Regions from separate parts of the Mus musculus genome. Here regions 2, 3, 4, 5 and 6 are each linked to region 1. The links are chromatin loops, found by intact Hi-C in ENCODE. Cell type or tissue: left cerebral cortex. All regions are shown on one strand. Each heading gives the region's core, and the rest is flanking DNA. Links, peaks and the distances in the headings are about the cores only. Region 1 overlaps Dscaml1 (DS cell adhesion molecule like 1). Region 2 overlaps Dscaml1 (DS cell adhesion molecule like 1). Region 3 overlaps Dscaml1 (DS cell adhesion molecule like 1). Region 4 holds the start of Dscaml1 (DS cell adhesion molecule like 1). Region 5 overlaps Dscaml1 (DS cell adhesion molecule like 1). Region 6 overlaps 4833428L15Rik (RIKEN cDNA 4833428L15 gene).

Region 1 (5,203 bases), core at 465-4,464:
TGGGCTAGGTTCCCTTGGGAGAGCCTTTAGGGACCCTGCTGCTCACTAGAGGGTGTGTGTCTCAGGAGAGAAGCCTTCCAGGACAGCTGCTGAGCAGTGTAGGAGCCACGTCCCTTTGTTTGTCACAAGCCTGGTCTGTGAGCCAATTCCAGACCTGTCTCCCTGCTTCTTTCTCCGTTCCCTCCCCAGCTCTGCTCTTGCCTTGATGGTTCTAGCTCGGGGCGCCTGTGCCTGGCCCATCTGTTCAGTCCCATATGCTTCCCGCAAGGACTGCCAAGTCAGGGCCTGGTGCTCAGTGACTCGCCTCCAGCCCAGGGTGGCTGGTTTCAGCTTTCTCAGTCCAACCTGGTCGCCAGGAAACAGCCTCGTGGTGCTTCAAGGGCAGCCTTGAATGCTGTCCTGGAGTAGTTGCGGGGATGGGGCTGCTGGGCACCCAGATGGACACCTGATGGGCATCCAGGCTGGCCTTTCTCAGGGACTTTCCGCAGATCAGTTGGGCCTGACCTTGGGAGACTGGCCTTCAGGGCCCCGGTCCTTGGAAGGTAAAGATGAAGCAGGCCTTCTAGGGCTAGGGTGTTCCCCTAGCTTGGGGTAAATCTAGACCATGGTGTGGAGAAACATATCAGAAGAATTAAGACTTGGAGGGAAATGGGAAAAGCATTTAATCTTTTTGTATGCCTCTGCAAATCTAAAGAATTTAACTGTGAGAGTTGCTGATGCTTTTCCATTCCACAATGGAAGTAGACTTAAAGGGATACCGATGACTATCTATACTGGACTGTAGGCAACTGGGTTGCTGGGAGTTAGCAATGAGTCAGGCCAGCCTGAGTTCCAGTGTCACAAAAATTCCTCCCACCCACCTCCCAGTTTATCTTCATTTTGGGAGAAGTTTTTATCTCTTTTTGCTGTTGGGACAGATTATAGGTGGCTTATACATACCCACAGTGGGTCACGGGACACTCCTCAGCAAGTTCTGCTGCAGGGCCCTGAGGCCCAATGTAGGGGTATCATGTGGACTTCAGGGTAAAATTGCTGAGATCAAGTTCTGACGCTTCACTTTTCTAGCTAAGTGATCTTGGGCAACTTCCTGTGAGCCTCAGTTTCCTAGTCTGGAAAATGGCAATGCTAATTCCACTCGTAAGTTTCACTCGTAGTGAGAGAATGATGCTTAAAGCACTTGCTGCCACAGCGCTAGTCACAGGCGGGCGGGGCAGGGCAGGGGAGATGCCATGGAGCCTATCCTGGCAATGTCAAGGTCCCAGATGTGAATGGCCCCAAACAGTGCCCCAGATTCTGCAGAACAGCAGCTAAAACTGTTGGCTGGGACCCATGGAGTAGCCAGAAAGCAGCTTGACCCACAGGCCAGGCCCAATCCAGTCTCTAAGCACAAGGAAGAACTAGGTGGGAATTTCATCAGCCACCAACAGCGTAGACCTAACAAATTGCTCTCTTTACCCCACTGGTATGGGTAAAGGCTGCCAGCTTCCTCCTTCCCCCACTCTACTCTTTCTCTCTGCTCCACTTCCCCTCCCCCCTAAGATGAGATTGGATTCTAGTTTTATAGGGACATTCTGACACCTGCAGCCAACCAACTGCTCCACTTAATAGGAAGACACTGTGACTGAAATTAACTCCAGAGGGGAGTTTCCAAGCCATCGCTCAGGCAGGCTTGTCTGCTTGCTACCAGTTTGGGCTTGGTCTCCATTCTGCCACTCCTACTCCTTAGGCCCTTCCTTTCCTGTCCCCAGCCATGGCTACGAGGAAATGCCGTTGCTCCTAAATACCCATGATAGATCTAGACAGGCAGGAGAGATGCCCACCTTGCAGGCACAAGGATGAAGGATGAAGGATCTGGAGAGGAACTGTCTTAGAATCAGACTGAAGAATCCCAGGTTCACTTCCATTTATCAGCCTTTAGATTTGGGGCAAGGTGCTAAGCCTTTCTGGGGCTCAGCTTCCTCAATTGCAAAGTGGATACAATAATTCCAGCTGGGTAGGATGACTGAGATTGCTGGAAGGTGACACATGAAAACACACTGTGTAGGAGTAGGTGCACACAGTAGGTGCTTTAGCTATGATAGCCCATAGACCAGGGAGATGGCTTGGCAGGTAAAGGCACTTGCTGCCGAGCCTGACAACCCAGTTCCATTCCATGGTACACAGTGGAAGACACACACATACACACACACCATATTCTTTTAAAGCCCACATTTCAGCTTTGGAGCAGAGAGCAGTCTTCAGCTTGGAAGACTCCATCTTTTCAACTCATTGTTTACTGCCCAAAGACAAGGGTTAGGCTGATGGCTGAAGTACTTGGGTTCCATTTAAACCCAGATCAAGTGCTGAGATGTAGCTCTCTGGTAAAATTATTGCCTAGTATGTACAAGGCCCTGAGTTTGGTCAACATCCCAAAAAGACCCCACACACAAACATCAAAAACAAAGTAAAATAAATTTTAAAATCTCCCTCTAGTAAGACCTTTTTTGTTGGCACTACTTGGGTTTTTTTGTTTGGTTGGTTTTGTTGTTGTTTGCTTTTTTAACTGGATGACCTTTAACACTTATTAAAACATTTGAAACCCCAGATAAAACTCAGTTAAAAGTCATTCTGCCAGGTGGATACTTAATTGGTATCATATTAAGAACAATTTAATAGCTGGTGTCAAAAAAAAAAAAAAAAATCCTAGTAAGGAATTTCCAGGTGGCTCAGTGCTGCCACCTATCTGTGAAAACCAGCACAGCAGAGCAAGACTAGGGTTTCTAGGTTAAGGGTGGAGCCAAGAGAATAGCAGGGTTTTCGTAGTAAAGTCCTTCCTTCTGGGCATCAAACTAGGCTAAGCCACACACTCCAACTATACCTCAGTGGATTATCTGAAGATGAGATGAACTAGTGTGTGTGTCATACCTGCCGCTCGCTAACTAGCTAGGTGTTCATGAGAAAGGGAGGTAGTTTACTGAGCTTCAGTTTTCAAGTTGCAAGGTAGAGTCAGAAGGTAACCACAGAGCCAACTGAAGGGCTTTGTTTTATCAAAAGTGCCCTGCAGGGCTGAGGAGATAGCTTAGTGGGTGAGGTGCTCGCCACACAAGCACCTGAACTGCATGCCCAGCATCCGTGGAAAAATCCAATGTGGAGGCTTAGATGTAGTCCCAGCGTGGGGAGGTGAGGTGGGAAGCTTCCTGGGGCCTCCACCCAGCTAGCTTAGCCTCATTGGTGAGCTCCAGGTTCCAGTGAGGGACTGTCCCCAGAAGCAAGACAGATAGATCCTGAGGGTGACTTCTGGTCTCCATGCGTACATACACACGCTCGCATCAAGTAGATTTAAGTGTTATTTAGATATTGCTCCTTTTCACAATGCCTAAAGCTTAGGTGAACACCCCCCCCCATTCCACATGTGCTAGATGGAAAACGGGATGAGAGTTGTTTTCCAAAAATGAGGAACCCCCTCAAAAGTGGAAAAGGATTGGTGAGATTCTTAGCAGCCTGCCTTTCTCAACTGTCCAGATGTGCTGCAGATATGAAGGAGGCAGGTCCGTTCCAACGCCCCTGCTTCTCCAAGGAGACACTCCCTCTCTGGTGTGAGACGAGGAAGCTGAGAAGTTACCATCTGTAAGATGTAAACTCTGACTGGTCTTCCTGGAGCAGGGTCCAGGTTGTACCCTGCTCGCCCTTCCTCGTTTCCCCTTGATGGATGGTGCAGAGCTAGCTGACAATGGTGGTCAATCTGTGAAGTGAACAGCCCACACTGTCCTGGATGGAGAAGATCTTGGCTCCTAGTTCATGTAATGCTATTCTTACCTCAGAACCACCAACCCCGGGTGACTGCTGAAGTCAGGACCCAGGTCGTTTGGCAAAAATGTGAATCAGGTCAAGTTCACTTCAACTTCCTGCATTTTGGTACTGACTGTCTGTTCTCTGACCCAAGAACTCGTGGCATTCAGGAACTTTCCTAGGCTAGTCTGTGGGTAGCCATTTCAGTAAGTGACACAGACTATATAAAATTAATATCTATCAAGTCCACACTATGTCTCTATGCTGTCAGGATACACATATCAGCTCTTCCACAAGACATCCCAGCCACTACTAGCGCTGACCTTATTCAAAGCTTGTCTGAGCCTCAGTCCTTGTTCTCCCACTGACTAGCTGTGTGGCCTCTGGCTTGTTATCTATCCCTTGAAGCTCTGATCTTCCTGCTCTGTGCCCCACAGGACATGAGAACTCTGGTTTCACCAACGGATATCAAATAAGCTTGTCACGCAGACTGTTATCCGCTTGTCTAGACTGCTCTTCCCTGCATAGGACAGAATCTGGGCTTTCCTCCTGGGAAAGGTTCTACCAATGAGCTCACCTCCAACGTGGGCATGCTATTAGCACCTCTCACAGTACATTTTTTGGGAAGGCTAAGTTGGACAGCACCTCTAACACACACAGCTCTGGTGTGTGGGAAATGTTCAGTCGATTCAGCTTTTTGTTCTTAACCAAACCTTCAAAAAGATGAGGCAACCCAAGCCCCAGAATCAAAATGATGTGCCCAAGGTCACACACGGGGGCCTTGAACCCAGGGCTTCTGTCGTGAGACTTATTAGATACTTCTATTATATGATGTTGACTATTCTGAATGGCTTGTGCTAGATGCATTGTGGGAGAAGATGGCTTACTGTTTCCCTACACAAAAGCACAGTGACAATCCCCACAGGAGCTGTCAAGACTTGGTCCAAAGAGAATAAGGCCAGGCAGCCAAGTGCCTTAGAGGACAGGTGGAAGACAGCTCCGCATGCAGGCGGCTCAGTGCAGAGACGGAACAGCCCAGCTTCATTAAGCCATTAACTTTCTTTTTACCATTTGTTGGTTTCAAATTAGAATAAGTCTAGCCAACCTACAAAGCCACCCACCAGCTTCAACTTGATTGAAATCAGCTGATTCAAAATGACAGCATCGCAGGGCGTTTACAGAGGAGGGTGAGAAGAGAACAGAGCTGGGAAGACTTCTGCTCTATCCGGCCCTGCCAAAGGGAGGGAACTTGTCTACAGCACCCCTAAGAAATGAACAAGGCCATGTGGCTCCTGACAGAGTCATGAATGAAAGGCCGGAACAGCAGGTTATGGGGCCATTCAAAACCCATCTGTAAATGCACTCTCAGGGGACAAAAGGGTTAAAAGTCAGCCCACCCTGTATTAAGGGTGTCTCTGGTGCTCTCGGCATTTGC
Region 2 (5,203 bases), core at 752-4,751, 110 kb before region 1:
AGCTTTCTGGCTCTGAAGATCCCCAGACTCACAGAGACCTGCCGGCCTCTGCCTCCTGAGTGCTGAGATTAAAGGTGTGTACCACCTCTACCAGCACCAGCACCTCACTCCCAAATCATTTTTAAATGTATCTCTCTCCTGGGGACCCTTCATGACTAATGCGTCCAAGTCATGTTTAGAGGGCTCTCCTGAGTTTCAGGCTTGATCATGGCCATCTTTCTGATGCTGAACAGTTGAACTCAGGGGCCTGTTTCCTTCTGTTCTCTTTTCTGCTCTCTGGGAGCACCGCGCTGGATATGGTGAATATTGTCTCTTTAATATTCCCTTTCATATGTGCCTGCCTTGCCCAGATTAACATATTTCATTAAGGGCTCTCTCGTCCTTTCTTCATCAAAGGGTTTATGATGCAGAATATTCTTCTTAAAAAGTAAGGAAGTGGCTTGGGAGATGGCTGTGCCTATTGCTCAGAAGGCTGCTTGTTGAAAGAAGCCTGGGCTTTGGCCGTTTTAGGAGCTACTTCACTGCAGAGGGTTCAGGGTGAGAAGAGCTGCCTCAAGGGGAACACAAATCCAGTCTCTGTGCCTGATTCCCCCCTTGGACCCCATTTGTGAAGCACACCTCCTGCATAGCACTCTCTCAGTGGCACAGAGATTCTTGGGGTCAGAGCAGCAACTGGAAACATCTCAGTTACCAGTCGTACCCCAGAACTACACACTAAACCATGTTGGCTCTCGCCATGGGGCCAGCAGAGTCTCCAAGATGGCTGGCCCCCGAGACAGTGTTCTGGGCTTTGAAGGCTATCCTCAGACAAGCTCATCCCTGTCTGTGCTTAGTGAGCAGAGGCAAATGTGGCATCTGCATTTTTCAGTGCGTGCAGCACCATCTGATAGATTTGTGTGGATGGTGCTATTTATCATTCAGATTCATGTATTATTACTCTACTGCCTGGGGCCGGGAAAAGACAGCATGAACATGGAGGCTCAGAAAGGGCAGGCTTGGTAATTTCCCTTGGAAAATTAGCATGATGAGCTACGTGGCAGAAAACCTGACCAAGGTGCAAGGGCAATGGTGGAAACTCAGCTTGGGTGTGGTCTGGGGCAGGAGGCAGAAGGGAGGGGGAACAGAGACACGAAAAGAGAGCCGAGGAAGGTTTCAATGTCGTCATGTCCCATTCATCCTTACAACTTCCCTGAGAATGAAGATTCCCATCTCTGTTTTGCAAAGTGTTAGGGCTAAGGCTTGTGAGTTTGCCTAGCATTCAAGAGGCCCTGGCTTGCTCAGTCCCCAATACCACAAAACAAACAAACACACAAACACACAAACAAACAAACAAACAAACACACACAAAAGCAAGAATTCTGTTTCTGGTGCTGCACACCCATAATCTTACTGTTTGGGAGCCTGAGGTAGGAGGATAGCAAGTTTGGGGACAGCCTGAGCTACACGGAGAATTCTAGGCCAGCCTGGCTTTAGGGCAAGATCTTGACTCAAAAATCACCCTACCTTCTAAGAAAAATGGAAAGAGATGCTCAAAGATGTTTAAAAATACTTGCTAAAGGCCACACAATTCTGATATTTAGTCACTCCAAGTCTGCAGTTTAAGGAATGACTGTCATCGCCCTATATTCATAGGTACAAAGAGGTCAGCTTAGATAACACACACACACACACACACACACACACACACACACACACACACACACACACACACAAACATGCCCACTTCCTTCCTCTTTTGAGTCATTCTTCTGTTCCCTTGGATACAGTCCTCCATCCTCATGTAATACAGTTAACAGTGAATTGCATTTGATTGGTTAGTGCTGTGTAATGGTTCTGAAAGTGTGTGTGTGTGCGTGAGTGCTTGTGCCATTTATGTTCTCTTTCCAAAGGCAACATTCTGCTTCCTAATTCATTCTCTTTTTCTACTCCATGACTTTTGCATGATTCTTGGGGCAGTGGGAAGATTGGCACGTGGTCCATGTGGCAGACTGACAGACATAAATTTCAGCCTGTAAGTCCCATAGGGCTCTAAACTGCCACATGAGGTATTTGAGCTACTGGGGGAGGGGGGGTTATATTTACCCAGGGCTCCCTTTAGCCTAATGCCAGATGCTTCTAGAATTCTCCACAACCCTCCTCCTTTAGACATTCTTCATTCTGCACCCACTTTATAGACCAGGAAACTGCGCCATGCTCGTATTCTTTGTCTCTGTGACAGCGAGCTGAAGTTCTCCTGGAGTCCTTGCACCAGTATGCCAGGATGTTCCAGGTGTTTGGTTGGGTAGGCTCTTCTGGAGCAAGTCTCTGGATCTCTAAGTGTGCAAACTTGTGGGAAGGCTGTAGGGCTTCCAGCCTTCCTGCCCTGTCCAGCCTTCCTGCCCCTGTCCAGCCTTCCCACCCCTGTCCAGCCTTACTGCCTCTGTCCAGCCTTCCTGTCCCTGTCCAGCCTTCCTGTTCTGTCCAGCCTTCCTGCCCTGTCCAGCCTTCCCGCCCCTGTCCAGCCTACTCCTCACGGTACTTTACTCAGTACAAGCCAGAGGAGGATGGGGCAGGGTGATGTGTTATGGACATATTTAAGAATAACATCTTCCCTGGTTGCCTCTCTTCTATGTCTCCTCCCAGATGGGTGATGCTCTCAGTGAGTGTTGCTCATCATCTGAATTGAACACTGCTCTAGGAACGGTTTCCATACATTACAGAGGTTTGTCTGCGGAAGGGGCAAATCAGGGAATAAGCAGAAGTACAGTCAGGGAGAAAAGCAGAATAGCAGCTACAAAGAACATAGGAGCAGGGAGCCAAGATGTCCCAGGTAGCTACTATCCACTGACTGGGCATCACCCCACAGAAGTGAATGTGCCTCTGGGAGGCTCGTGCTCCGCTTCTTGAGAGGCCTGTGTGTGAGTCAGACACACTCAGCCTTCTTGCACCTCTGCCTCTGCTGTTACCATCTTCAGGGCTTCAAGTACCTTTTTTTGCTCTGCCACTGGATGGCAGTTTTTTAGCATGCATCCATCCTTGGTTCCACAGAGCAGAAGCTCAGCTTGGAGGCTCCCATCCTTGCTACAATGCACACCTGCAGCCATAGTGTGGTGCCCATGGATGGGGGCAGCGGGGTCTGTGTAGCCTGGGCTGCATCTTGCCTGGCTCTGAGCTTCTGTTTTCTCTGCAGGTAGTGTGTTCTATGGGTTAGTCCTCTAGACCTAGCTTAGTGAAACATCCACAAGGGACCAGGCAGGGTCTTTCCTGATGAACCCTGGCAGCTGCATCTCTTCTTTGCATTCAATGTGATCCCTGGGTGCCTGTCTGTAGCTAGGCCGGAGCATATCACAGTGTCTCATGGTGATTTGGCAGCAGCATAGAGCCTCTGGGGCTCTAGAGGAAGGGCTCTGAGAGTAGGCAGTCAGTGACCCCATCTTACCTATCTCCAGCGCACTCACCATCCCAAACCAACACCATCCAGGTGACCCTGCAAACCCATGACATCCCCACAGAGCAGCCCACAGGCCTGCACTTGGCACCGATAAATCAGACCATGGGTGAGAATTGTGCTCCAGGGGACTGATCCTTTCCTGACTTCAGTGTATCTCAATCCATATCCTAGCTTCCCAAGCTAGCCATTGTTCCCCGGGGGACAAGGAGTGTACATGTGAGGGTGCTGGCGATTCTGTGTTAGGTGGTGCTCCTTCGGAGAGGCATAGGCAGGCTGTGTACCACAAGAGGCCACAGTAGGCAAACCCTTACCATCTGTCCCAGCACCTACCTGATTTGTTCTTGTATTCAATATCAAAGCCGGTGATGATGCTGTTTCCATCAAATCTCTGAGTCCAGCGCAGGTTCATGCTCCGGGCCTTCACCTCCCGGATCTCTAGCTCTGGGGGGTCAGGGGGCTCTGGGCAGTGACAGAAGAGGAACAAAGGTGAGATAGTAGCAGATAGCTTAGCTGTGGGCCTCTGGGCCCTAGGGAAGGTGAAAGGGCAGGTGGGCAGGTGAACGTACCTTGCACAGTGAGCTGGATCAAACCTCGGTCCTCTCCATATGAGTTGATAGCATGGCAGCTGAAGAACACGGAGTCCCCACGGTCAGCTGGCTTGAGCTAAGATGTGACCAGCAGGAACAGGAAAGGGAGGAAACAGGGAGAGTATTTTAGAGGGGGGCATTCGAGGGGGACATTCTAGGGGGATTGGGAGGGAGATTCTAAAGGGTCCTATCTAAGGCTTTTCTCTGTCGAAGGATTGAGATGTGCATGCAGAGAACTCAAGCAGGGAGAGAGGGTCACGGAGGAGACTGGGAACTCATGTAATGATGGTTTTCAGAAAGGAGACAGGTTGAGGTTCTGATGCAGAAACATCTGGGTGTGGGAATGGTAGGGATGGAAGGTGCCCCAAGCTTATTGGGACTGGAAACTCACCTTAAGCGTGGAGACCACTTCATCGCCATTGTCCTTGGTAGCAATGGCATAGCGCATGACACGGTCGGGATCAATGACTGTGTCCCCCTTCTCCCAGCGGATTATGATGGGCCGCTCGCCACGCGCAGTGCAGTTCAGCTCCTTGGGGTGGCCCTTGATGGCGATCGTGGTGTTGGGGTGAGATGTGATCATTGCTGGGACTGGGGAAGAGAAGGCATGGGGCTGTGAATATTCCAAGACCAGCCCAGGGAGGCAGGAGGTGCTCATGTGGCAGAAGTTCTGTCCCTCACCCTGCTCTGCCCTTGGCTACGCTGGATGTCCCACCTCTAAGCTCTGCCCTTTGCTGCCCAGCTTCAGAGGGCTTCCTCCCAGGAAGGGGCATCATGTTTGCCTGTCCCTGGTGCCCCTTGGTATCCGTGCCTGGTACTTTCTTTCTCTTCCCCTTACATTCCCAGGATCCTTCTAGCGATGCCAGATTTTTTTTTTTAACATGCACAACATAGTTACAAAGAAAACCAGTTATATTGAAATATGGTTATGCAAATATTAAAAACACTAACAAGCAAACTTTGGATATTGTTTATCACACACGGGCATGTTCCGCTCTTATTCTTTATGTGATGAGATCTGGTGGCAGGCCTTATAATTACTGTCTTATATTACCATGCTTTTGTCACGGTGATGAGCACAAATGCTATTTTGAGAGGTCTACAGTAAATATGACATGACATGAAAGTATCTGTGCATTTCTATGGGTGACAGTCTCTCTCTCTCTCTCTCTCTCTCTCTCTCTCT
Region 3 (5,203 bases), core at 543-4,542, 150 kb before region 1:
ACAGGGTTTCTCTGTGTAGCCCTGGCTGTCCTGGAACTCACTCTGTAGACCAGGCTGGCCTCGAACTCAGAAATCCGCCTGCCTCTGCCTCCCAAGTGCTGGGATTAAAGGCATGCACCACCATGCCTCCTCCTCCTCCTCCTCCTCTTCCTCCTCCTCCTCCTCCTTCTTCTTTTTTCTTTCAAGACAGGGTTTCTCTGTGTAGCCCTGGCTGTCCTGGAACTCACTCTGTAGACCAGGCTGGCCTCGAACTCAGAAATCCGCCTGCCTCTGCCTCCCAAGTGCTGGGATTAAAGGCATGCACCACCATGCCTGGCCTTGAGCTGCATTCTTATAACAATCTTTGCCGAGCCACACAGACCCTTGTTTGAGAGGTGCTGATGTCATGTTTGCCTGCTTTGAAAGACTGGGAAACCAAGGTCCAGAGAGGAAAGATCTGTTCTGCTCACAAATGGAGGGGGTGGGAGCGCTCTCCATGTATGCCTCACAGTCTGAATTACCCTCCAGATTCTCGGGGATTATGGGACCAAGTATTAGAAACAGGTGAGTAGTTCCCTCCCCTCCTTACCTCTGATGGAGCTGCCCCCATTGTCTCCTGGAATCCAGGTCAGGGTGATAGAAGAGGCAGAGGTTTTGGAGACAGTGAGGCGGGGCTGGTCCGGGGGAACTGTGAGGGAAAACCACTAGCTCTCAGTGCAAAAGGTCTGGAGTGTCCCAACAGAAAGGTACCGGCTCTCCCATAGCCTTTCCCATCCCTCATGCCTACTCTCCCTTTCTCACCTCAGTCCCACCAAGACCTCCCACCCCCAACACCCAGGGTTGCCTTTCTTTGTCATTCAGTCTCTTGAACAGGTTGAGATTCCTGTCCCTGTCCCTGTCGCCACTCACACTGCCTGCTTTGCAGAGTCTCACCTTGTACCAGAAGGTTGACGATGATGGTATCAAAGCCACCAGTGTTGGTGGCTGTGCAGGTATAATAGCCGGAGTCTTCAGCCTTCACAGCACGAAGCAGCAGTGTGCCGTTTGTGTGGATAAGCCGGTGTCCATCCAAGGACACGGGGATTGCTGAGTCTTCACTGCCAGACCAGGAGGTGGTGTGGGTTATGACACCCTCTCTCTAGTCCTGCCCCACCCCGACGCCCCACGTGTGAGGGCAAATGGAAGAAAGGTAGGAGGAGGCTTATAGGGGATTTTGGGTCCTTGGGGTTTTGTTCTGTACTTCCCAGGGATTTCCAGGGAACTCCTGTCTTTCTTCCCACACACGAAGAAGGTTATAGTTGGGGGGTGGGGAGAAGCAGTGGCTTGGATACTGCTATGAGCAGTGTCATACGCCCTGTAGGGCCACCGCAGGGCACAGTGATGATGGCCAAGCAGCTCTCTGTCTCTCTGGAGCCACACCACTCCTTCAGGGTCAACCACCTACCTGTCCTTGGTCCACTTCACAGCCGGGGCTGGATCTCCTACTGAATTGCAAGGCAGCCGGACATCTTTCATCCAGGGTGTTGTTACAGTGCCTCCAAATGAGATGATCTTTGCTGGGGCTATAGAGAGGAGAACATGAGGGTCACCCTGCTTTTTATCCTTCATGTTCCCCCTAACCCCATTCACATTGCTCCCTGAATTGACAGTCCAAGTCAGGGGAGAATTTTGGATAAACTGGCTGCTTTGGTGGAGGTGGTCCTGTGACAGAATGGGGACAAGGACCGATGGGACCCGAGGTCTGCTGGTTCTGAAGAAGATGGTGGGTGACAAGGATTCCAGGCCATCTAGGGAGTGATGGCGTTCTAGCAGGGGCAAGGCGCACAGGAGAAGGGCATTTTGGGTAGGAGAGGATATGTGTATGTGTGTGTAAGTATGAATTTGTGTGAGTTTGTGTAAGTATGGCAGAGGTGCTCAACCTTACGGGATAGCTGTGTTTGTGTAGGAATGGGTTGTATTTGATGCTCACAGGGGCAGGGGACAGACTTCTGCCAAGAGCTCAGGACCTAGGGCCTTGTCCTGGGAAGGGGGAAGACTCTAGGCTCCTTTGCTTCTGAAGGAGGTGAGATCTGGAGAAAGGATAGGTGGTACCCCGAGAAGGAGGTAAGGAGGTGAGGATGTGGAGACAGTGATATGCAAGGAGCTCTGACTCAGAGCTGCAAGGCTCAACACGGCACATCTCAGCTGTCTGGGATGGCCAGGCCGTGCAGCTGGATGGAAGGCTGCAAGGGTGAGCCCATGGCTTACCATGGACCCTCAGGTGGAGGCTTGCTGGCTCTGTCTCTGTGGACAACAGGGAGGCTTCTCTCCTTCCAAGGCAAGCCAGGCCTGGGAGAGTCAGGTGAGCTTGGGATTGATTGGGGAAGGGAAGGGGCAGGGCAAGAGGAAGGTGCCTAGAGGCTGGAGATACTGGAAGACTTGAAGCTTACTGTTGCCAGTTCTTCTGCCCCTTGGCCAAGACAGACAAGAGGCCATTGTTCCATTGTGTGAGTGATACTGAGTTTTGGGTAGGACCTCAGAGCTATCATTCTCTTCAAAGATTGGGAATACCTATGGGCAGTCCCTCATGCCCAGATCAGGGATCAGTGAGGCCTGCCCTGAGAAGGTCTTGTTCCCCAGCCTGCTGGCGGGTAAAGGAGCACTGAGCCTGCACTTTCTGGTTGCAGCATGAGGCTTTCTCTGGAGTCCCAAAGGCCCCATGGAAGCATCCATGTATCCCATATCCTGAGATGCTCCTCATTCAGGAGCTGAGTGCTAAGACCAAGGCTCTGCTGTGGATGGGGGCTGGAGGGGGAATCTCAAGTCAGAGGAGAGTTAACAGTATAGCCCTCAAGCAAGGGCCTGATTGTAGCTTGTTGTGTGACTTTTCCAGAGTCAGGGGGCAGCAGAGGGTTATTCTTTGGTGGATGCAGAAGGGAGACTACTGGCCATCTCCCCACAGCCAAAGTACTGGGGAAGGGACGCAGCACCTATTTGGGAGGAGCCAGAATTCTGCAAATGAGCTTCTGGAAGCTTCTATCAGACCCTAGGCACAGGCTTCTCACCCTTGCCAGCAGGTTCAATGGTGACCTTCTCGCTGCTGTTCCCCCTGCCTGCAGAGGTGACCGCAGCCACCCATAGCAAGTACTGCTGTCCCCGGTTCAGGTGGGCGATCCGGTAGAAGAGCTGTTCAGGACTGGTCTCGTACTCGCTGGGAGCCTGTGGGCGGAGACAAAGTCACACTATGAAACAGAAACCGTGCCTTGGCCCCTTGCCTGCCATTGTCCTTGGTGTCCTTGGACAGGATCTGTCCAGCACGCTCTTTCCCAGCCTGAGAAAGGCAGTGGACAGTACTGTGCTGGGCTCAACCCCGGGAGCTGATGGAGCTAGTCCTGCAGTATTTGTAGGCCAACCTTGGTACCCCTCTCGGTTATATAGGCTTTAGTAGCTGTGGCTACAGGCCAACACATATGGGTATTTTGAGTAAATGATGAGAGGCAGTCAGAGAAAGGAGAATGAGGGACTTGGGGTCCCAGGAAGACCACATGCAAAGAGAAAGGTTCTGTGGAGAAGCCAAATGACTGCCTTTGCCTTGTTAGGGCTGTAGCCAGCCCTCCAGCCTGTCCCCTGCCTAGTCACCTCCCCGCCCTGCCACCTAATTACACTCTTTCCTTCTCAGGATGGGGTAGAGAGGCAGTGGGGAGAGTTGTACTGGGCAGTACTTTATTAGTGATTATTAGTAGTATGGATCGCTATATATATTTGTAGGTTACATAAATCTATAACATTTTTTTAACCAAATGACAGTTTTGACAAGTTGCCAACAAAACAATATCAGATCCCAGTGGTTTCACCAGTTGCTTTGATGAAAAGATTATGTTGCCTTGGAAACCAGAGGCTCAGATATTGAAATGAATTTGAGAAGGCGCTTTTGATAAGCGCTAGTTTGTAGCCCTCCTGTCAGCCTCTTCCTTGGCATCGGCCGGATGGGGCTGACTTTCATTTTATTTTATTTTATTTTTTTGGCCAGCCGCAGGGAATGGGGGAGAGGAGAGCACTAGGGCCCCTCTGAGATCAGGGCGCAAGTCCAAGGAGGGGGAACAGTTCCTGGAACAGATGGGGGCCCTGAGGCCAGAGGGAGCTGGTAATTAGTTATCTCTGCAGTCGTGAGATCTTGCAACACAGGCTCTCCTGCACATGGCTGTGCGGATGCACACATGTGCTGAGAGATAGATGTCACCGAGGGACATTCTCCATGGCCAATGGGAGAGCTGAAGGACCCAAGGACTTGTAACAGGACAAAAGGAACGTCCTTTTCTTGGCCTCAGGCTGTCTGCAGGGAAATGATGGGAGAAGGTACATATATCCTTATAATGTGAGCAGGTATCTCATCACCGTCCTTCCTGCCTTCCCCAGGAGGGGTGGGCGAGTGATGCTGTGACTAACCTTGTGCACAGTTCCTGTTGGGGACAGGTGCAGAGCCACTCTGAGCCCTTTTGGGCTAGGGCATCTGGGGACTGGTGAGTTCACGACAGTGCAAGACTGGAGGGCGGTGCCATGCCCAGGGTGCTTGCTGTCCTTACCAGGCAGGGAACCCGTGTGGCCTGAGCTCTTCCTCCCAACAGATTGGGGAGCTTAGTTCTTTTGCAAATTAGGAATCTACAACCTTGTCTCTTCTGGGCTGTGACGCTGAGTCACCCAGAGGCAAGGAGTGCACAATTCTTTGAAAATTAGAGTGCAGTTCTCTGTGCTCATTTTCTGTGGGTGTAGAGGTGTGTGTTTGTGTGTGTGTGTCTCTGTGTATGTCTGTGTGTGTCTGTGTGTCTGGGTGTGTGTGTATGTGAGTGTGTGTGTGTGTCTCTGTGTGTCTGGGTGTGTGTGTGTGTGTCTGCGTGTGTGTCTCTGTGTGTGTGTGTATGTCTGTGTGTGTGTGTGTCTCTGATGGAGTGTGTCTCTGTGTGTGTGTGTCTCTCTCTGTGTGTGTCTCTGTGTGTGTGTGAGTGTGTGTGTGTCTCTGTGTGTGTGTGAGTGTGTGTGTGTCTCTGTGTATGTCTGTGTGTGTCTGTGTGTCTGGGTGTGTGTGTCTGTCTGTGTGTGTGTATGTGTGCACACATGCATGCTTGTGTGTGCATATACATATATGTGCAGGTAGATAGTAAGTGCATTGTGCTTGTGTGTCAGTGTGAACTTGAGACTACATTTGTGTTTACCTAGGGCAGGAAAGTATGTCTTTTGCTAAAAGGTC
Region 4 (5,203 bases), core at 604-4,603, 160 kb after region 1:
CGCCTCCACCACCCACCTACCATGCCACCCCAAGCAGAACAGGCCCCTGGGGATCAGCCTGGCACCTAAGACCCAATTAAGGCACCAAGGAAAAGATAGGCCTGTCTGGCAAGGCTGCCTGGCGCCCAGCACAGATGCTGGTGCTCTGAATGGCAAGGGAGCCAAGGATCTGCAGACCCAAAGGCCACCCAGGGCCGCCATACCTGGTAACTCCTGTCTACCCACAAGACCTAGTTGTGGCAACTTCCTGCCTGCGTAGGAGAGGGCTCTGCCCCTCCAGCTGTTGCCCTGTGGCCTTCTGGGCCTTTCTCCACCCCCACCCCCATCTGCTCCTTCCCTATCAAATAACTGGGGCTTCATTTATTAATGCAGCGCTCCTGGGTGGGGGTGGGTGCAGTCCTGCAGGTATTTGTGAAGGAGGCTGCAGGGCTGAGAAATGGGCTGTTCCTGGGAGCAAGGTTAGGGACAAAGCAACTGAGTGTGGCCACAGCTCTGGTCCGTGTTCCTTGCCTGACAAATGGAAAAGGGAAGGGGGTTGGAGTGAGAGCTATGGAGAGAGAAAGCCGCTCCTCACCTTATGTATATTTAATATTAACGTAATTAAAGCTGTGAGCCAAACCAGCCTGCCAGGGTGGAGGGAAGCAGGAAGAGCCCCAAGAAAGAAAATTGGTGTGTGTGGTGTGTGTGTGTGTGTGTGTGTGTGTGTGTGTGTGTGTGTGGTGTGTACTGGAAGCAGGAGGCAAGATTGTTGCTCTCAGGTGGGATGAAGAGGTCAGATTAGGAGTCCAGGGGGGCAAGGAGTTAAGCAAGCAAGTCTAGCCTTGGTGTGTTACCCGGTGGCCCCCTTGGCCTGAGAAAGTCCATTACTTTGCTCACCATTTGAGGCCACCCGCTACCCAGCACCCGTATCTTCTGGACAGAATCCCAGTGGACTAGGCCATCAGACTGGCTCTGAGTAGGCCATCAGACTGGCTCTGACCCGGCCATAGCACTAATAAGGGCTAGGTTCCTCCTTTAATCTACCGAGCATTGCTTTGGGCTCTGGCAGGTTACAAACTCCGTACATCTCCAGGCATTAGCAGAGGACTAGACCCCTCCCCCGGGCTCTTGGCTGTCCTTCTCCATTGCCTAGAGGGGCAAGAATTATTATTGGACCAGGCCAACCCATGCAAAGGGGGCGAAAGGAGAAGCTGCCCTCTGGGCGCGAAGGAGAAAAGTTAGAGGCTTGAGCAGGTAAAGCCGAGAAGCGTCTGTGCTCTACAGCGCAAGGGCGCGGAGTTCGGCCGCCTCCTCTCCCTCCTGCCATCTGCGCGCCCGGGGGCACGTCCTCTACCACAGCCTAGAAGCTCAACTGCCCGCGCTGCCCAAGTGTCGATTTGGTGCCCAGATTGCTAACCATCGAAAATGCCTGCTTTTTGCCAACCCCTCAGTCCCGGCTGCCTCTCAGATCAGGTGCACGGAACCCCGGGAGCAGGTCTGGACATGCCGGACACCTGGACCCACCCCTAGCAACCTTTTCTCTCCCGGGAAAGGGACACGCCCCCCAGTCTGAACACTTGTCCCCAGGTCCAGCAGGCCAAGCGCCGGAGCGGAGAGTCTTGCACCTTGGGGCGCGCTGCCTAAGGTGGTCAGGGAGACGCAGAGAAGCCGGAGCCAGCGCCTGGGGTACAGGGGTGAGACATAGGTGATGGCGACTCTTGGGTCTGAAGAACAAACTTGGTGTCCGAGGGAACCCCCACCCCTGGGGACCCCTAGCTCCCCAGCCCTGCACCCAGCCAGGCGCGGATAAGCGCCATGCGGTGCGCCGGCATTTGCGCCAGGGCGGGGGTCGAGGGCGGTCGAGGGGCGCACGAAGCTACGGCAGGAGTGATCTTCCCTAGGTCCAAGGACCCAAATACCGAGGGCTCCCGGATGAAGTCTCAGTCCGAGGACCACCTGGCTCGCAGGGCACCCCGGGGTCCCAGCTCCAGCAAGCCGCGGGAGCGGGCTGGGGGCTGGGGGAGGGGGCCAGGGCAGAACTAAAGCTGGGCTGCGATGGGAAAACCAGGGGTTCCTTTGCCACCGCCCCCCACGGGCGCGCCCCTAAACGGCAGGCGCAGGGGGGCTGGCAAGCGGTCCCAGGCTGACTCTCACCAGACCCTTCTCTCGGAACCGCCCCAGCTCTCGCGCCCACCCAGCGCCATGCACCCGAGTGGGTCCAGCACTCGGGCACCTGGAGCCCACTGGGCACCGCACCTTGCCTCCAGCCGCGCGCATCCCAGCCCCGCCGCCTCCACCGCCCAGCCGCCGGCAGCGCGGGTCTCACCTTTGTGTAAAGAGTCCAGGAGCAGGAGGAAAGTTACCAGCCACATGCCATAAAGAGGCCCTATTCTCCGGGGAGGTGGTCCTGTGGCCGGCCGTGCGGCAGCGCCTCTCCCCCGCTCAGCGCGCTCCCAGCCGCCCGCACTCGGCGCCCCGCTCTCTCTGCTCCTCAGCCCAGCGCGCGGCGGCGGCTCCTCCCTCCTCGGCTCCCCGGCTCCTGTCATCCACGGGGCTGGGCTAGGCGGCCGCTTTCCCCGCCCCAGCCCCCCGCGACACCCCGGGGTGGTGAGTGCTACTCCAGCCCCAGCCTGGGGTCACTTAGTCCCACAAGCTTAGGGGACAGAGGTGGGGACCCTGACCAGACAGTCTCGATCCTGCTCCTCTGGTCGAGAGAGGAGAGGGGTCCCTGTAACTCGCAGGCTTTTGAGCCTATGGTCGCACAGAGGCATATGTCATACATGTGCTAAGAGTCTGCCATGTAAGGGGAAAAGAACACGGGTTTTTCGCCCGGCCGGTCATTCAAAGCCATTGCTGGCTGTTTCTTTTGGACTCAGTTTCCCTCCACGAATGGGAGAGCATAGGTGCTCTGAGTAACATCTGGGCTAAAAATCTTTGAAGACATTTGGTACTCTATATCTCAATGCCCAATCGTACGTGTTGCTCCCAAACCCTTAGTCACTTCTGCAAGTCAGCTTCCTGGAGAAGCTGTCTCAGACCACCCATCCCCAGCACTGTCCAAATATACACTAGAACCTAATACTTAAAAAAAAAAAAGCCAGTCATTTACAATGCACAGATAATGCCTGTTCTATGTGTGCTTTGTCCCTCTCTCCCTAACCTCCCCCCACCACACCCCCCGCGCCCCTGCACACACACCATCACAGCTTCCTCGCCTTGCAGAATCTGTCTGGTCAAGACAAAGTGAGGAGAGTGCCTTATCAGCCACCAAATGGAAGCCTAGCACAGCTGAGCTCTGAGACAGGCACCATGTCATGCCTGACTCTGACGTGGAAGGCTGATGTGGTGAAAGTCTTCTTTTGTCTTAATTCTCAAATAAGAGGCCACACAGGTTCCAGAGAAGGGGTCCAGCTAACCCGAAGATACACTAGGTGCCAGCACAGAACTCTCCATGCAAATAGCCACCTGTTTTGACCTGGCTTTCTGTGAGGCATAGTAGGAAAGGTGGGAGAAGCTGGGAGCTGCGGTTCTGTCTCCTCCAGATGTCTCACCCAAGTTCAGGCGAAGAACCAGGTTTTCTCATTCACAGGTTTTGCCAAAATATGTCTAACGTTTTAAACTAAAATTTGAAAGCTGTGCTTTTTTTTTAAATGGAAAGATCCGTAAAGTGTGAAATTGCCGTTTTAACCAGTTTTAAATTTGTGTGTGTGGTGTGTGTACAGGTCTCCGTGGGTGCAGGTGCATGTGTATGCATGTGTGTGTGGAGACACTGGTCCATGTCAGGTGATTTTCCCCCTATAGATCTCTCTTCACTTTATATTTTGAAACAGGGTCTCTCTCACTTAAACCTGGAGAGCCAAACTCAGCGCTCCCTGCTTACACAGCAAGCATTTTACAAACTGAGCTCTCTCCCGCCCTCATTTTAGCCATCGGTTAAGCTTACTACTACTAAGTAAAGCCCCAATGTTGTCCAACCATTATCGTGTCCCATGTCCAGATTTTTTCCCCCATCAAACTAAGCAGAAGCTCCTCATGCCACTTTCCAGTCTCTGGAACCTCCCCTCCCCTCAGTCTCTGGAACCTCCCCTCCCCTCAGTCTCTGGAACCTCCCCTCCCCCCAGTCTCTGGAACCTCCCCTCAGTCTCTGGAACCCCCCTCAGTCTCTGGAACCCCTCCTCAGTCTCTGGAACCTCCCCTCAGTCTCTGGAACCTCCCCTCAGTCTCTGGAACCGCCCCCCCTCAGTCTCTGGAACCTCCCCCCCCCCAGTCTCTGGAACCTCCCTTCCCCCTCAGTCTCTGGAACCTAACCCTCCCCCAGTCTCTGGAACCTCCCTTCCCCCTCAGTCTCTGGAACCTAACCCTCCCCCAGTCTCTGGAACCTCCCCTCCCCTCAGTCTCTGGACCCCCCCCCAATCTATGGAACCTTCTCTCAGTCTCTGGAACCTCCCCTCAGTCTCTGGAATCCCCCCCCCAGTCTCTGGAACCTTCTCTCAGTCTCTGGAACCTCCCCTCAGTCTCTGGAACCCCTCCTCAGTCTCTGGAACCTCCCCTCCCCCAGTCTCTGGAACCTCCCCTCCCCTCAGTCTCTGGAACCCCCCCCCCAGTCTCTGGAACCTTCTCTCAGTCTCTGGAACCCCTCCTCAGTCTCTGGAACCTCCCCTCAGTCTCTGGAACCTTCTCTCAGTCTCTGGAACCTCCCCTCAGTCTCTGGAACCTCCCCTCAGTCTCTGGAACCTTCTCTCAGTCTCTGGAACCGTCCCTTGACCTCTGTCTCTGTGCACTTGACTAGTCTAGCTGCTTCATAGTGAGTGGAAAGCATAGATAGCCCTTTGCTCCTTTCCTGTCTGCCTTAGCGCATCTTTTCAAGGTTTAACCATGTTACAGCACGTGGCAGAACTGCATTCCTCTTTACGGTTGAATAGTACTCTATTGTGTGTCTACACAACACTTGTTTATTCATTCATCCATCAAATGCATGCTTGGGTTGACTCCACTTTTGATTCTTGTGAATGACTATGCTATCAGCACATTTGTAAGAACAACTCCTTGGGCCCCCACTTTCCATTCTTGGGGTACAGACCCAGAAGTGAGATTTCTGAATAGTATGATAATTTTACGTTTAACTTTTTAAGGAACTGCCAGACACATTTAATTTTTTAATCCAGTATTTTAAGAGTTTAAAGGGCTCTCACCTGCGATTACTCTGTGTAACTCCCATAAAGTC
Region 5 (5,203 bases), core at 550-4,549, 72 kb before region 1:
TTGTCTGAGCTAAGGCTGGAACCAGGGCACACAGAGTCTGCTCCATGGTTGTCCTGCATTTGCTGGGGAATGGCAATCCGGTTCCACATCCTGTCTGGTCCCTTGTTCTCTGTCTCACGGTGAGGCTCAGACTAAGTCTCTGAGAGGTTGATGCTCTGCTTTGGAGAAGTCTCTAGAAAGCCCCAAGTCATATGGAAGGGGTGTTATCACGGAGGATTCAGGGGAGACTTAGTCTCTTTCTGTAACTGCCCTGTTTGACTTAGAAAACAGAAAAATAGAAAAAGTTCCCTACTCTTATGCCCTGCCTTGGGAATGTGACAGAGACAGGAAGATGGTGTAGGAACCACAGGGCAAAGACACAGACCTCCCTGCCAATGCTGGCTTCTGGAGGCCTGCCAGGCATCAAGTACCACTGAATCCCACATGCCATAGCCAGTGGCCTCCTAACGACTGCCCAGCTAACTGTATTTGCCGTTCTCTTGGACTTCACTGGACGCTTGCTAGTCCAGCTCGCAAAGAGCCTCTGGCCTTCTTGCGTCATCTCCAACCCAGGATGTGGCCCCCTCCTCATCCCCCTCACCTTCACATATGGGGAGCCCTTTCAGGCGCTCATAGGCCTTCGAGACACGGAGCAGGTGCTTCCTGGGGACAGGCTGGGCTTAGGGGCGCAGTAGGGGCAGTGAGCCTGGCAGTCCCCAGCTCCCCTGATGCCTTTCCCTGCCTCCCTCTCAGATCACTTGCGTTTTTTTTTTTTTTTTTTTCAGAGACAAGCAGCTTGCAGCTGCCTTGTCACATCACATCACATCAGGGCCCTGCGTCACTGCAAGGTCTCTCCTCCTCTCCTTGCTGTTCTCTTCCCTCCGGCATCTTCCTTCCTTTCTCCCACTTCCCTTTGTCTTGGTGTGTCTCTCTGGTCTGGGTCTAGGTCTTCTTTCCTATCCTGAACCACTCTCTCTGGGCCCAGGCCTCTCTCCCAGAATTGTCCAGACATCTTTGTATCTGACCTCTGTCCCTTTAGGTGAGGTTTTATCTCCTAGTCCTTAGAGGCACGGTTCCTCCACCGTGCCTTTTACCCAACACGATGGTGTAGGCCTAGAAAGAAAAGCTGGCACAGCCTCCAGCTTCCAGAATCTGTTCTTTTGAGGGACCCCTGCCTAATCCTCACTCCCCACTCCCAAAGCTGTAAGTCTGGCCACCGGCGCACAGAATGAAGGATTTGATGGGGGAGAGCAGAGCAGGACTGCAATAGGAGCTCTCTGTGCCCCCACCCCTGCACTGTGTGAGGAGCATGCAAATGAGATGCAAAGCACCATGCAAACAAGGCTCTGTAATTTGGAAGCAAACCACTCCAACGGAACACACTCTGAGTTGGCTACAGATTCAGAAGTCCTACCACATGGTCTGCGCCATGGCCAAGTGTCATTGTCTCACCACAGACACATGATTTCCCACGGCGCTCCCCAATGCCACAAATGTTTGCTTGGTTTTCACTGGGTGCTAGCCACAGGACCAGACATCAGAGACATGAGGGTCAGACTGGGCAGTCTGGTTATTGCCTCCCGATTCCCGTTTGCTTGATCTTTCTTTCAACTGTGTTAGGCACATGAGACAGGTCCTGAGGGGTCACCTGTCAATGAGGGTTGATGTCCCTAAGCTATAGATGACAGAAACAGACAGAATAGCTGAGTCCTTTTCCAGAGCCTGGAGTGGGGCATGATCCTGTGGTTTTAGCCACCCACAAAGTGAGTTTCTATCAGTTCGTTCTCTCTTTCCATTCCTCCCCATCTCTTCAAGGCAAGGATGTTCAAACTGCTGGTCAACGCCCCCACCCCATCCCCACCCCCAGGAGGCTGTGCTATCCATTCTGTGGGTTGCAACCAGCATTGAAGAAAATTAAAATAGCATGGAATATGACAGAAAACATTGGGGGCTGAGGATGAAGAGTTGGGAGTGTGCTTGCCTAGCATGCGTGGGGTCCTGATTTGACCCTCAACACAGCATACATGTGAAGTGGTGGCACACTTAAAACCCCAGTGCTCAGGAGCTGGGGGCAGCAGGATCAGAAGTTCAAGGGTATCTCTGGGTAAGTCTGAACTACACGAGGCTATGTCTGAGAAGACAAAAAGACAAAACCAAGTCAAACCCCACAAACAACAAAGCCCACACGGCAGAGAGCATCAGAATCGTGGTATGATGATGCGTGCTTATGATCCCAGAACTTGGCAAGCTGAGGCGAGAGGATCACTGCATGTTCCAGGTCAGTGCCTGCTCTAAAAGAAAATCCTCCAACAAAGGACATGTCAGAGCTTGTGCTGACAGTGCAGGGTAATCCCAGAATGCACTGTACAGGTGCCATAAAAACATCTGTCTGTGGATGGATGTCAGAAATTTGGAACCTGCTTGTGGAAAAGGCCTTATAAAGGGATATGTAAACAGCCTTTCCCCCTCTTTTTGCTAGAGTTGGTATGTGGGTGATCTGCAGGCCCTCTCTTGGCTTCAGCAGAAGGGGACCACAGCTGTCGGGGCGGGGGGTGGGGTAGGGGGGGTTGGTGTGTGAACTCTGCTAGGCCTCCCCCTGGCTTGATAGATTAGGCAGGACTCTTGGCTCTCCTTGGGAATATAGAACATGACACAAACCTCACAGGGCTGTGGCGCTGGCCATGTGGCACATGGAGAGCTATGTGGTGCACAGTGAGTAGGATACATACTCCATTTTTCCTCGAACATACAACCACATCCTAGAACAAGAATGTCCTAGAAACATTTATTATAGTCTACTTGCTCTCCAGTGCAGCGAGGCAGCCTCCAAAAAAAGTATACACACACACACACACACTTATACACTCATATGTACTCACACTCAAACACACACACACACAGTCACACACATACACTCACATACTCACATGCATACACTCATATACTTATACACATACACTCACATACTCTCACACACCTACACACACTCACACACACATACACACTCATACATACTCATACACACACTCACAATTCACACACCACACATACAGACAATCACATATACTCACACATTCATATGCACACTCACACATATATACTCACATGCACACACTCACACACATATTCACACACTCACCCACACATACTCATACACATACACTCATACACACAAACACACACACACACACACACTATCACTACCACCAACACAAACAAAACTCCCCCCAAACAGTAAACAAACAAAACTCCCCCAAATCTTTGGGAACACTTAGAGACACAAGGGAATGAAGAACCCTCCTGAAATCTAGGCTCATGATTACTACAGATTTTAACAATGAGTTTCCTGACAAAGATGGCAAGAAGAGGAAGTGGGAACAGTGGCTGTGGGAATGGAGAGGACGCTGAAGTGTGCCTGAGAACCAGAACCTCGGAGGATACTTGGAAACCTTTCAGTCCATCAGGCGAGCCAGGTATGGTCTGACAGTGGCCCCTGGAAAGAGGAAACCTCTAGAAAAGCTTACATCAAGGCTACTCAGCCCAGCTGAAGATTTTCCCAGCGGTATCAATGCCCATGATCATTACTCTTTCTCAGCGTGGATACACAAGGCATCCCATATCCATGGAGGGCCAGCACCCTGGGCAAACGCCTACCTGTCACAGAGAGCCGAGCTCCGTTGCTCTGACGAGTCTCCCCACTGTATTTGTGCTGGGTGATGCAGCGGTAGGTGGAGAGAGCATCTTCCTTCTGCACGTCCGAGATGTACAGTCCACCATGTGATGTGATGAAAAACCTGTTTTCTGGAGACACAACCAGATAGAGTTGGTTAGTTCTGCTGGGACAGCTCTGGCTGGCAGGTGGCCCACTTGGAGCTATCTTGGAAAACCAGGGATGAGTCGAGTGGCCTCACAGATGGGCCATCGCCAATAGACAAGCTTTTCCTTTTTAAGATTAATTTATTTTATGTATTGTTTTTATTTATATGAGTACACTGTCGCTGTCTTCTGACACACCAGAAGAGGGCATCAGATACCATTAGAGATGGTTGTGAGCCACCATGTGGTTGCTGGGAATTGAACTCAGGACCTCTGGAAGAGCAATCAGGGCTCTTAACCACTGAGCCATCTCTCTAGCTCCTAGACAAGACTTTTAGCCACCCACTGACACAATGAAAAGTAAACATGATGATAATTTTTTAGAGTAGTCACTGTGTAGATCAGGCCGGTCGAACTCAGGATCTTCCTAACTCTGGCCCGAAGCACTGAGAATGTAAGTATATGCAAGCCACCTGACAAGGAATCAGGTGCTAGAGTCAGACAGTGAAATCCACCGGGTGTCACCACTTGTTAACTGTGCTATCTTGGGTTTTGCTTAGCCTCCTGAGCCTTAGATGTACAGGTGCAGATACTCCTGCACTGGCTGGATATGTCAAATGTCTGCATACAGGAAGTGATTTTGCAGCGTGGAAGAGCCCTCACATTTCCCACCCTTCCCCATGAGCCTGCAGAAATTCCTCAGTCATTGCTCAGTGACTTGGAATGCTAGGCTCTGTTTTAGAGGAGGAAGCCAACACATATTGAAGTGACTGGCCCGGATTGCAGTCACTGGACCAGAACTTGGGGTTCTGATCCCAGCCTTCTTTATAAGTGTAAGAAAACCTTAAAACCTTTCAGTACTGGGGCTGTAGAGAGGCAGACACAGTCATTACCTGCAGGCCTGAACGGCCATTGAACAGCTCTGGGTTCACTTTGGTACCACTGTCCCAGCCGTTCCTGCCTTACCAGCTGGGAATTGCCAGGGAAGTAGAGTAGACAGGTGGCAGGACCCTCACGTGGTTGCTGCTGTTGCATCTGCCCACAGCAAAATGATTTTCTCTGTGTAGGGTCCCAGCAAACCTTGCCTGACTCTGAGCTGATGAGAGCTGACCTAAGGGAAGATGTGGCCTTGGGATGGGGTATGTCTGGTGGCAGCCTGGGGACTCTGCTCACTGAGTACAGAGGAGAGATCACAAGGACCAACTCGGGTTTTTGCTGTCACACATAGATAATTGTGCTTATCCAGGAAGGATGGGTCAGGGTGGGGAGTGATGTGAGCTCGTCAGCAGGGCACACTCTAGGGGGAGAACTTTTTGTGGATCCCCACATCTGACAAACTGGACCTTATAGAGGTCTGCTTCCCTTTTCTTGGGGCAGAGTCACAGCCCCTCTCCCATCCTAGGCAGTT
Region 6 (5,203 bases), core at 359-4,358, 170 kb after region 1:
TGCTGTCACCTCTCCAGAGCAGATTTGACATAGAACATTTCAAACATGCACAAGCAGGGAGAGCGGTGTGCCAGATCACCTGGCCGGCTCCCGGCAGCACCGGGCCGTCTTGGATTTTTACATTTTTATGCTATGTGTTATTGTAAGGGTCAGAAAACAATGTTCAGGAGTCTCCTCTCCCACCACGCCTTTATCCACTGAGACATCCTCTTGTGCACCTTGAACTGATGTGAAGAAAATCTCTTGCATTATATGACATCATCAGTAGACTTTGGTCCTCCTGGCAGACGTATCCTAGGCTAGGGACACCCCCATCCTGCCCCTCTCTCACCCACTCTTCCAAACACCCCGGTATTTGGGCATAGATGTGGGTCATGAGACCACTTATCCTAAAGCACTGACCACTGAGTAGCTAACTGCTCTGAGTCTTCTATGCCTCTGTGCCTGGAACCTCTTCCCTCAGTCTGGCTTTTCTGGAGACAGAGACAGCTGGATATTCTGGTCTTCTGCCTGATGGGATTGTTGCTGTGAGCACAAGTCTTTCTAGACCAGGTTGGCCCTAAACTCACACTCCAGCCTTAAGTCCTGTTCATTCCTGCTTTGGGGCAGGGGAGGAGGGGAAGTCTCTGCCTGGGAAGAAAGGACTCTTTGCCCTTCCCAGTCTAAGAGCAAGAAATGCCGAAGAGACCAAAGAGAGCTAAGTAAGTGTTCTCAGTAGTTTGGCCAGAATGGAGGTGCGAGAGTGGGGTACGGGGAGGGCATACAGTACCTATTATGGCCAGCAGGTGTCACCTAAAGACTGAGCACTAAAAACCTGTGGGCAGTATGGGTAGTAACCGTGAGGTTTTCTTTCAGTTTCAATCCTACCAGACCTGGGAGAACAGAATGAAGCTTCCCTCCACTCCCGTGCAGATTTATCTTGATTGACCTGACGCTACTTGGATCGCAAGTGAAGCTTTCGTTTGAAATGTGTTTGCATCAGACCCTAGGGCCAGTCAATATTCCTGTTCTACAGACGAGGAACCTGAGGCTCTGGAAACCAAGCGGTTGCTGATGTTACACAGACACCAAAGGGCAGAGCTTGGGGTCCACAATAGGGTGTAACTCTAGTCTCCTGACTGTTCTGGACACTGTGCTGAGACATCTCCCTGCTGGCCTGGTCTTCAGGAGACCAGAGGTCACAGTTGTCCTTGGCCCTTGGGAAAAAGTAAAGGGACAAGATGCTCTAGGAGCGGCAGGAGACCTACTGTTATCTGAGGGCATCTCCCTCCAGCTCTCAAAGTCTGCTTTTCAGTGAGAGGGTTCACCTAGATCAGAGCCAAATCCCACTTACAAGAATGAACACAGACACACACACATGCTCGAGCACGCACACACACACACACATGCATGCACGCACGTGAGTCACACACGTACGCGCACTCAAATGCATGGATTGGGAAAAAAACAGCCCCAAGACTTAGATGTAAGCAGTATCCCATGGTGCTTGGGGGCATTTGCCCCAGGGGATCCTCTGTAGGTTTCTCATGTGCTTTTTAAAAAATTATTTATTTATTGTATGTATGTACATGAGTACACTGTAGTTGGCTACTCAAATCCTTGATTAAAGACCTGGGTTGATCTTGCCTTGTCTCTCACCAAGTCCCGTTCTGTTTGGTAGCGATTGATGGCGTTGTTTAATATCCCTGATCTCACTCAACCTAATAATGGGGCTTATAATGCTCATCTCACAGATGAGGAAACTGAGGCACAGGACTACGGAAGGATTTCCCTGTTACTGTCCAGCTGATGGGCTGAGACCTACCTATCACGGTCTGTTTCCACACCGCGTCCCATCTCTGCCGTGCAGGATCTGGGGGAAGGGAAGTACTAAGTCCAGATGACAGCCATGTTTCTAGACCTGCTTAGATTGGGGTGATGATGAGAGAGTCTATGCAGACAGTGACATCAGGGTTCTGCCCCATTTGGTGAAGGGTTGGGCGAGCAGGAGCTTACACATGGCCAGGAGGTTGAACTGTCATGTCCACCCCCCCCAAATGGATGGTTGTGGAGGGCAGAGTGCACCTCTCCATCTCTGGGGAGTCTACATCCCAGCTTTCCCGGCTCCTGCTGATCACATAGTCCTCAGTGAACCTTGAAACTGAGAAGCTGGTTATGTGGCGTCCCCTTGTGTCTAAGGACAGAACAGCAGCACTGGAGGCTGTGCTGAAAATTGGCCTGATTCTCTACCATTCAAAGTTGTGCTCACAGGCAAGATGCAACCTGTTCCGTCCCATCCCAATTGTGTACATATCCAACTCTGAGACCTCCCTGAAAGGACACACAGTGTCTTCCAGCCTGGGCTTCTTGCTCTCTGATATGTAGGCAGAGCTCAGGGGAGGGTTGTTTGCTGTTGCTGTGGTAAAAGACAACCGGAGACAGAAAAGGGTTTATTCAGCTTACACTTCCAGGTCACAGTCCACCCCTGAGAGAAGTCAAGGCAGGAACCTGGAGGCAGGAACTGAAGCAGAGGCCATGGAGGAGCTCTGCTTACTGGCCTGTTCCCCATGGCTTTTGCTCAGCCTGCTTTCTTATGCAGCCCAGAAATGATCCCACCCACAGTGAACTGGGCCTCCCATATCAACCAGTCATCAAGAAAATGCCACGCAGACATGCCTACAGGTCCCTCTTCCCAGATAACTCTAACTTGTGTCAAGTAGACAAAAAATTAACCAGCAACACTCCCTGAGGCACATGGGCCTAATTTCTGCCACTGCATTGCCAGAGCTGTTAGGGTCACAGCGTGGGATCTAACCCACTGGGCCACCCGTCCTCAACAGGTCTACTGACAAATGATCACAGAGGAAAGTGACTACATAGAGAGAAGGAACAAGGACATCCAGGGCCCCTCCATCTGCTCCAGAGGTCCTGACATGAAGTTAGTTCTAAATAGACAGGAAGAGGAGCAAGCCACTGATCATCAATGCTAGACTCAAGGAAACCTTTTCCCATATCCTCCTTGGTCTCAGCCTATGTGGTGGTTTGAATATGCTTGGCTGAGGGAGTGACACTATTAGGAGGTACGGCCTTGTTGGAGTCGTTTTGGCCTTGTTGGAGTGGGTATGGCTTTGTTGGAGTGGTTTTGGCCTTGTTAGAGGAAGTGTGTCACTTTAGGGATGAACAATGAGACCCTCCTCCTTACCACGTGGGAGCCAGTCTTCTCCTAGTAGCCTTCAGATGAAGATGTAGAACTCTCAGCTGCACCATGCCTGCCTGGATGCTGCCATGCTCCCACCTTGGTGATACTGGACTGAACCTCTGAATCTGTAAGTCAGTACCAATTAAACGTTGTCCTTATAAGAGTTGCCTTGGTCATGGTGTCTGTTCACAGCAGTAAAACCCTAACTGAGACAGACTAGTTGGACCACAGATCACCCCCCTCCTCCTCAAGGGAAGAAACTAAGGGCTCTGGCTGAGCGGCCAGAGACCCAACGAGTGAAGACATCTCCCCTATACCTTAGCTCAGTCTATCCCTGGGACCTGGCTATCTTGAAGGTGGGCTCATAGGGCACTGCCTCTTTGTCATCTCTGGACATCATGGTATCCTGAGAAGAGGGGCCGAGACAGAACGCTCCCAAATGATTAAGGGGAGGGGTCCAGGAAAGCTGGTAGTCTTGACTCTTAACTTGGAAATAATGCCTATCGCAGAGTCACTGGCCCAGGGTTTCAGTGGGTTTTGCTGGTTCCCAAGTGTCTTAGTTAGAATTTCTTTCTATTGTTGTGACAAAACACCATGACTAAAAAGCAAGTTGGGCAGGAAAGGGTTTATTTAACTTACACTTCCATATTGCTGTTCATCACTGAAGGAACTCAGATAGGGGACAAACCCAGGTGCAGGAGCTGATGCAAAGGCCATAGAGGGGTTCTGATTAATGGCCTGCTCCCCATGGCTTGCTCAGTCTGCTCTTATAGAACCCAGGACCACCAGCCCAGAATGACACCACCCACCATAGGCTGGGCCATCCCCACTGATCACTAATTGAGAAAATGCCTTACAGCTGGATATCACGGAGGCATTTCCTAACTAAGGCTCCTTTCTCTGCAATGACTCTAGCTTGTGTCACGTTGACACAAAACCAGCCAACACACCAAGACTCAGAGGATGAGCTGAAGGCTAATACTGGGAAAGGCCTCAAAGACACCCCACCTCAGTGAGCCTACACACCACCGACTCTGCCCCAGACCCCATGCCTGCACAGCCCTCCTTACCCCTATGCCTTCCTCTAAAGCAGCCAGTGTGGTCACTCAACTATTGTTTACTGAGTACATCCTCTGCTGGATCTGGGATGGCCACTAGGGGGCGTGCATGAACTTAGAGGTATGATTCCCATCCTGGACTAGCTAATCCGCTGGGGTCTGGAGTGAGAGTATATTCTGATCTAAGAAAGTATGTCAGGGTAGCAGGAAGGACCCCAGAACAGCCGAGGTCCATTCTGCACCCCCTGTTCCTGCTCATGTCTCCTGAGTGGCTGTCTGAGGGTTCAGGCCTCTCCTGAATAACTTTATTAACTTGATAGTGAATGTTTGGTTTGCAGACAAGAGACCTGAGCTGTTGTTTACTGCAGAGCAGGAATGCTGAGGTCCAGAAGTTTCTGTGTGAGTGCAGACTTGGTTATTGATTGACAGGACTTTCTGGGAGGTTGGGGGGGTGGTAACAGAGAATTCACCATGCTCCATATGATCTTCTTCCTCTACTTCTCCAGGTGCCTTGTGGCAGCCTTTCTCACGTACCAAGCTCCTGTGCTCATGTGGCTGTGTGCATCTAGTTGTGCATTAAGAACACTAACTACCCTGGGCCAGGGAGAGGACTTACTCTAGCTCCCACGTCCCCTTCAGAACCACTGCCCCTTGACTTTTAGACTGGACCTTAGAATTTTCATCTCCTGCTTTGTTTCCCCAAAAGCCAAGTCTGGAGACAGACAGGGACCTTTCCAAGGTCACACAGCAGGCTTGGGGATAACACTGGTAGGAAGGCCAGTTTCTGTTTTCAGGGCATCATTGGTGGCCTGTGGGGCTGCAGCAGCTGTTCTGATCCACCAGCTGCTGCCTGGCTGGGGACTTCCTACCCTCCTCCATCTCCTGCCTGGCTCACCTGGGCATTCCTCCCTGTGACACCAAGACACTCTTCCAGGAAGCCACCGTGAGGAGTTCTCAAAACAGAGGA

Evidence for each region. Peaks named below come from ENCODE experiments on the same cell type or tissue, not always from the same donor. Only the 100,000 strongest peaks of a DNase experiment are listed, where the experiment ranks them.
Region 2: a loop joins it to region 1, with 2.3 times the contacts of the local background. A loop is called at or near these places in 2 of 42 quality-filtered maps.
Region 3: it touches region 1 in a loop (3-fold over the local background); 17 of 42 quality-filtered maps call a loop at or near these places.
Region 4: a loop joins it to region 1, with 2.1 times the contacts of the local background. A loop is called at or near these places in 4 of 42 quality-filtered maps.
Region 5: it touches region 1 in a loop (3-fold over the local background); 4 of 42 quality-filtered maps call a loop at or near these places.
Region 6: it touches region 1 in a loop (4-fold over the local background); 5 of 42 quality-filtered maps call a loop at or near these places.

What each region holds. Positions count from the first base shown.
Region 1 is chr9:45,587,605-45,592,807 of GRCm38, reverse strand. All of the region lies in intron 3 of Dscaml1 (DS cell adhesion molecule like 1), which reads right to left. Among named protein-coding and RNA genes, the nearest start is that of Gm22069, 45 kb to the left of the region's middle. In left cerebral cortex, for the core only: a CTCF peak has its summit at 2,725; DNase peaks (open chromatin) are centred at 2,750 and 3,150; H3K27ac peaks cover 1,119 bases.
Region 2 is chr9:45,701,214-45,706,416 of GRCm38, reverse strand. Dscaml1 (DS cell adhesion molecule like 1) reads right to left here. Exons shown (of 33, transcript NM_001081270.2): 12 at 4,409-4,608; 13 at 3,997-4,093; 14 at 3,761-3,889. Among named protein-coding and RNA genes, the nearest start is that of Gm22069, 69 kb to the right of the region's middle. In left cerebral cortex, for the core only: a CTCF peak has its summit at 2,969 (motif pointing right); a DNase peak (open chromatin) is centred at 2,959.
Region 3 is chr9:45,738,454-45,743,656 of GRCm38, reverse strand. Dscaml1 (DS cell adhesion molecule like 1) reads right to left here. Exons shown (of 33, transcript NM_001081270.2): 21 at 3,024-3,177; 22 at 1,424-1,541; 23 at 913-1,076; 24 at 569-667. Among named protein-coding and RNA genes, the nearest start is that of Cep164, 88 kb to the left of the region's middle. In left cerebral cortex, for the core only: a CTCF peak has its summit at 2,843; a DNase peak (open chromatin) is centred at 3,216; H3K27ac peaks cover 520 bases.
Region 4 is chr9:45,427,615-45,432,817 of GRCm38, reverse strand. It overlaps Dscaml1 (DS cell adhesion molecule like 1), which reads right to left and starts at 2,465. Exons shown (of 33, transcript NM_001081270.2): 1 at 2,306-2,465. The coding sequence starts at 2,351. 4833428L15Rik (RIKEN cDNA 4833428L15 gene) reads left to right here and starts at 1,586. Exons shown (of 5, transcript NR_040732.1): 1 at 1,586-1,673. In left cerebral cortex, for the core only: no CTCF peak of the experiment used is centred there; DNase peaks (open chromatin) are centred at 626, 1,010, 1,195 and 2,461; H3K4me3 peaks cover 2,126 bases; H3K27ac peaks cover 1,829 bases.
Region 5 is chr9:45,659,710-45,664,912 of GRCm38, reverse strand. Dscaml1 (DS cell adhesion molecule like 1) reads right to left here. Exons shown (of 33, transcript NM_001081270.2): 4 at 3,634-3,780. Among named protein-coding and RNA genes, the nearest start is that of Gm22069, 27 kb to the right of the region's middle. In left cerebral cortex, for the core only: no CTCF peak of the experiment used is centred there; DNase peaks (open chromatin) are centred at 1,327, 1,976 and 2,177; H3K27ac peaks cover 1,644 bases.
Region 6 is chr9:45,413,048-45,418,250 of GRCm38, reverse strand. 4833428L15Rik (RIKEN cDNA 4833428L15 gene) reads left to right here. Exons shown (of 5, transcript NR_040732.1): 5 at 856-1,625. Among named protein-coding and RNA genes, the nearest start is that of Fxyd2, 9.6 kb to the right of the region's middle. In left cerebral cortex, for the core only: CTCF peaks have their summits at 776 (motif pointing right), 2,172 (motif pointing left) and 4,331 (motif pointing right); DNase peaks (open chromatin) are centred at 784, 2,150 and 4,328.